Regions from separate parts of the Homo sapiens genome. Here region 2 is linked to region 1. Evidence: chromatin loops called from intact Hi-C (ENCODE). Cell type or tissue: endothelial cell of umbilical vein. All regions are shown on one strand. Links, peaks and the distances in the headings refer to the core of each region. The heading gives the core; the rest is flanking DNA.

Region 1 (2,910 bases), core at 136-2,635:
TTCTCTGGCATTTCCTATATATAGGATCATGTCATCTGTGAATAGAGATATTTTTACTTCTTCCTTTCCAATTTGGATGCCTTTTATTTTTTTTCTTGTTTAATTGTTCTAGCCAGAACTTCCAGCACAATGTGGAATAGCAGTGGTAAAAGTGGACATCCTTGTCTTGTCCCTGATCTTAGGCAGAAAGCTTTCACTCTTTCACCATTGGGTATGACGGTAGCTGTGGGTTTTTCAGAAGTACCTTTTCTCATGTTGAGAAAGTTTATTTCTATTCCTAGTTTACGATTTTTAAAAATTATGATGCATGGTGGCTTGTGCCTGCAATCACAATACTTTAGGGAGCCAAAGTGGGAGGATCACTTGAGGCCAGGAGTTCAAGACCGACCTGGGCAACATAGTGAGACCTTATCTCAATAAAAAAATAAAAAATTTGCCAGGCGTGGTGGTGCATGCCTGTAGTCCCAGCTACTCAAGAGGCTGAGGTGGGAGGAAGGCTTGAGCCCAGGAGGTCAAGGCTGTGGCTTCAGTGAGCCATGATTTCACCACCATCATGATTGTGCCACCAACAGAGTGAAACCTTGTCTCAAAAAAAAAAAAAAAAAAAAAAAGCCATGCATGGTGGCTCAAGCCTGCAATCCCAGCACTTTGGGAGGCCGAGGTGGGCAGATCATGAGGTCAGGAGATCGAGACCATCCTGGCTAACACGGTTGTAGGGGCCAGCCCTACAAGGTCTGTGGGTTTTTCTCCCCGTGTGCAGAGACAAGAGATTGTAGAAATGAAGACACAAGACAAAGAGATCAAAGAAAAGACAGCTGGGCCTGGGGGACCACTACCACCAAGACGTGGAGACCGACAGTGGCCCCTAATGCCTGGCTGCGCTGTTATTTATTGGATACAAAGCAAAAGGGGCAGGGTAAAGAGTGTGAGTCATCTCCAATGATTGATAAGGTCACGTGAGTCACATGTCCACTGGACAGGGGCCCTTCCCTGTTAGGTAGCCAAGGCGGAGAGAGAGAGGACAGCTTACATCATTATTTCTTCTATGCTCTTTTAAGAAAGATCAAAGACTTTAATACTTTAATACTTTCACTAATTTTGCTACTGCTATCTAGAGGGCAGAGCCAGCTGTACAGAGTGGAACATGAAAGTGAAACAGGAGTGTGACCGCTGAAGCACAGCATCACAGGGAGACGGTTAGGCCCCTGGATAACTGCGGGCGGGCCTGACATCAGTCAGGCCCTCCACAAGAGGTGGTGGAGCAGTCTTCTCTAAACTCCCCCGGGGAAAGGGAGACTCCCTTTCCCGGTCTGCTAAGTAGTGGGTGCTTTTCCTTGGCACTGACGCTACCTCTAGACCACGGTCCGCTTGGTAACGGGAATCTTCCCAGATGCTGGCGTTACCGCTAGACCAAGGAGCCCTCTGGTGGCCCTGTCCAGGAATAACAGAAGGCTCACACTCTGTCTTCTGGTCACTTCTCATCATGCCCCTTCAGCTCCTATCTCTGTATGGCTTGGTTTTTCCTAGGTTATGATTGTAAAGCAAGGATTATTATAATATTGAAATAAAGAGTAATTGCTACAAACTAATGATTGATATTCATATATAATCATATCTATGATCTATATCTAGTATAACTCTTGTTATTTTATATGTTTTATTACACTGGAACAGCTTGTGCCCTCGGTCTCTTGCCTTGGCACCTGGGTGGCTTGCCGCCCACACATGGTGAAACCCCATCTTTACTAAAAATACAAAAAGTTAGCTGAGCGTGGTGGTGGGTGCCTGTAGTCCCAGCTACTCAGGAGGCTGAGGCAAGAGAATGGCATGAACCCAGGAGGCGGAGCTTGCAGTGAGCCGAGATTGTGCCACTGCACTCCAGCCTGTGGGACAGAGCAAGACTCCATCAAAAAAAAAAAAAAAAAATCGTGAAGTGTTGTTGAATTTTGTCAAATGCCTTTTCTGTGTTGGTTGAGAAGATCATATGGCTTCCCCCACACCTTGTTCTATTAATTTGGTGTTTGCATTAATTTTTGTATGTTTAACTACCCTTACTTTCCTAGGATAAATCCCATTTCGTTATGGTATAAAATCCACTTAATGTGCTGCTGAATTAGATTTGCTTGTATTTTTTCAGGATGTTTACATGTATATTCATAAGGGCTACTGCTCTGTAATTTTCTTGTGATATCTTTATCTGGCTTTGGTATTACGGTAATGCTGGCCTCATAGAATGAGTTAGGAAATGTTCTCTCCTTTTCAATCTTTTGGACGAATTTGAGAAACATCCTTGTTATTATAATTCTTCTTTAAATATTTGATAGAATTCACCAGCACAGCCATCTGGTTTTGGGCTTTTCTTTATTGAAACGTTTTTGATTCAATCTCTTATGATAATTCTACTGAGATTTTCTGTTTTTTCTTGAGTCAGCTTAGCTAATTTGTGTGTTCCTAGGAATTTGTCCATTTCATTTATCTAGTTTGTTGACATATAATTGTTGATAGTATTCTCATACAATCCTTTTTATTTCGGTAAGGTCAGTAGTAATGTCTCCATTTTCATTTCTGATGTTAGTTATTTGTGTCCAGGCTAACTTTGGAGCCCAACTTTAACCTGACTTCAACCTCCACCTTATACCGTGATACCATCCCAACTTGACCTCTGACATCTGACCCTTGGCCCTTCTAAACTGACTTTTTTTTTTTTTTTTTTTTTTTGAGATGGAGTCTTACTCTGTCTCCCAGGCTGGAGTGCAGTGGCACGATCTCAGCTCACTGCAACCTCCACCTCCTGGGTTCAAGCGATTCTCCTGCCTCAGCCTCCCCAGTAGCTGGGATTACAGGTGCCCACCACCACGCCTGGCTAATTTTTGTATTTTTAGTAGAGATGGGGCTTCACCATGTTAGCCA
Region 2 (2,910 bases), core at 116-2,615, 210 kb before region 1:
CTGGTGTATCACTTGAGGCCAGGAGTTTGAGACCAGCCTGGCCAACATGGCAAAACCCCATCTCTACTAAAAATACAAAAATTAGCCGGGTGTGTTGATGCGCGCCTGTAATCCCAGCTAGTCAGGAGGCTGAGGCAGAGAATTTCTTGAACCCAGGAGGCGGAGGTTGCAGTGAGCCGAGATTGGGCCACTGCACTCCAGCCTGGGTGACAGAGCGAGACTTCATCTCAAAAAAAAAAAAAGAAACAGGGAGGATTTCATTCATTCACCAAATAACCAAATATGTGCTGGACCCTGAGGACCAAGCTGTCGATGAGACAGACAGTCCTTGTCTTCCTGGGGCTCAACCAACCAGCCATTAGGCAGTGACAGGCAAGAGGGGTGGGGGTGACTGGTGCCTGTCCCATCGCCTGCCTGTGAGGGGAAGGAGTGGAAAGGACCATCTCATGGGAGGGACAGAGGAGGGGTTGGTGAAAGCTGGGACCACACTAGTCCTCTGACACATCTTCTTGCACCCCCAGACAGCCACAACCAAAGTCCCGGAGATCCGTGATGTAACAAGGATTGAGCGAATCGGTGAGTGAGTTGGGTCAGGAATAGGACCTAAGCCCTGCCTGCCATGTGCCCTGACAGAGCAAACCTATTGAGGACCCCTAAGATGGAGAGGGAGGTGGCCTGCACACCAACTGTGCCCCCACTACCATTCCCCCACTCGCCCTATCTAATGGGGGAGGAGGATCCTCAGTTCCAGAGTTGGGTCAGATGATGCACTGGGGACCAGGCTGCTATCCTGGCTATCCTGGTGGGGTTCCCGGGTATGTTTGCCTGGAAGTCATAGATATTTACTGGGTGCTTTACTGGGTTTGGCCTCGTATACCCAGTACACACTGTGGGGTGAGTTCCCTGAGGGCAGGGACGAGGTCGTGTCATTCCTAGCTGTGTCCCTAGCACAGGACCTAACAGAGCAGATGATCAAGAGATAACCATTGAATGCACGAGTTTGCGTCCTGTGGAGCCCTCGCAGTAGCCGCATGAGGTGCATATTGTAACTGTTAGCTGAGGGAACTGATTTTCAGGACAGCTAAATCACTGGCCCCGGCTCACACAGAGCAGGAAGTTGAGACGCAGTGAGGCCAGCAGGGTGCGCTCTCACAAAGAGCTTTACCGGCAGGGAAGTGACCGCATTCATTCATGCAGCAGGCTCACTGATTCAGGGCATCCGAGAAAGGCAGTAAGGGCTTCTGGCTGTGAAGATGGGTTTTAGAAGCCCAGTGCTGGATTCCTGGAGCTTAGCTCTGCCACTTTCCCACCATGTGGCCAGGGACTAGTTCCTCTCTGTGCCTCAGTTTCCTTATCTGCAAGACGAAGCTAAGATAGTTTACCTCATCAGTTAATGTAAGATTCAGTAAGGTAGTTCATATAAAGCATTTTGGGTCTGTGTGCCAACACTGTTTCATCTATTAAAAGTGCTGGGGCACTGGGTGCAGTGGCTCATGCCTGTAATTCCAGCACTTTGGAAGGCCAAGGTGGGCGGATCACCTGAGGTCAGGAATTTGAGACCAGCCTGGCCAACATGGTGAAACCTCGTCTCTACTAAAAATACAAAAATTTGCTGGGCGTGGTGGCGCGTGCCTGTAATCCCAGCTACTCGGGAGGCTGAGGCAGGAAAATTGCTTGAACGAGGAGGTGGAGGTTGCAGTGAGCCAAGATCATGCCATTGCACTCCAGCCTGGGTGACAAGAGTGAAACTCTGTCTCTCAATAAATAAATAAATAAAAGTGCCGAGACTGGGTGCTGTAGCTCACGCCTGTAATCCCAGCACTTTGGGAGGCCGAGGCGGGTGGATCACCTGAAGTCAGGAGTTTGAGACCAGCTTGGCCAACATGGTGAAACCCTGTCTCTACTAAAAATACAAAAATTAGCCAGGCATGGTGGTGCATGCCTATAGTCCCAGCTACTAGGGAGGATGGCTTGAACCTGGGAGGCAGAGGTTGCAGTGAGCCAATATCGTGCCACTGCACTCCAGCTTGGGTGACAGAGTGACTCCATCTCAAAAACAAACAAAAAGTGCCAAGTATGGCCGGGCATGATGGGTCACGCCTGTAATCCTAGCACTTTGAGAGGTGGAGTCAGGAGGATTGCTTGAATCAGGAGTTCAAGACCAGCCTGAGTCACATAGTGTGATCCTGTCTCTAAAAAAAAAATAAAAAAATTAGCCGGCAGTGGTGGTCCATGCCTGAGTCCCAGCTACTTGGGAGAACTGCTTGAACCAAGGAGGTTCAGGATGTGGTGAGATGTGACTGCACCATGCACTCCAGCCTGGGTGACAGAGTGAGACGCTCTCTCAAAAAATAAAAATAAAAACATTTTTTTTTTTTTTTGGAGACGGAGTCTCGCTCTGTCGCCCAGGCTGGAGTGCAGTGGCGCAATCTCGGCTCACTGCAAGCTCTGCCTCCCGGGTTCACGCCATTCTCCTGCCTCAGCCTCCCGAGTAGCTGGGACTACAGGCGCCCGCCACCATGCCCGGCTAATTTTTTTGCGTTTTTAGTAGAGATGGAGTTTCCCCGTGTTAGCCAGGATGGTCTCGATCTCCTGACCTCGTGATCCGCCCGCCTCGGCCTCCCAAAGTGCTGGAATTACAGGCATGAGCCACCGCGCCTGGCCAAAAAACAATAAAAAATTAAAAAAAAAAAAAAAGGATGAAGAGCCAAGCACCGCTTGTGAGCTGAGGACCCAGTAGAGACTAGCTGCACCCAGGAGCCTCCCTTGGGGTGCTCACAGTCAAGCACTGGGGTCAGCAAATCTTTCCTTATTTTATTTTATTTTTTTTTTTGAGACGGAGTCTCATTCTGTCCCCCAGGCTGGAGTGCAGTGGCGCAATCTTGGCTCACTGCAAGCTCCACCTCCCGG

The links. A loop is a pair of places that touch in the nucleus more often than their neighbours do. Peaks named below come from ENCODE experiments on the same cell type or tissue, not always from the same donor. Only the 100,000 strongest peaks of a DNase experiment are listed, where the experiment ranks them.
Region 2: a loop joins it to region 1, with 17 times the contacts of the local background. A loop is called at or near these places in 25 of 110 quality-filtered maps.

What each region holds. Positions count from the first base shown.
Region 1 is chr19:49,207,049-49,209,958 of GRCh38, forward strand. All of the region lies in intron 20 of TRPM4 (transient receptor potential cation channel subfamily M member 4), which reads left to right. Among named protein-coding and RNA genes, the nearest start is that of TRPM4, 51 kb to the left of the region's middle. In endothelial cell of umbilical vein, for the core only: a CTCF peak has its summit at 1,432 (motif pointing left); a DNase peak (open chromatin) is centred at 1,403; H3K27ac peaks cover 239 bases.
Region 2 is chr19:48,998,798-49,001,707 of GRCh38, forward strand. RUVBL2 (RuvB like AAA ATPase 2) reads left to right here. Exons shown (of 15, transcript NM_006666.3): 2 at 522-576. Among named protein-coding and RNA genes, the nearest start is that of RUVBL2, 6.4 kb to the left of the region's middle. RefSeq lists an enhancer at 975-1,269. In endothelial cell of umbilical vein, for the core only: a CTCF peak has its summit at 1,127 (motif pointing right); a DNase peak (open chromatin) is centred at 1,144.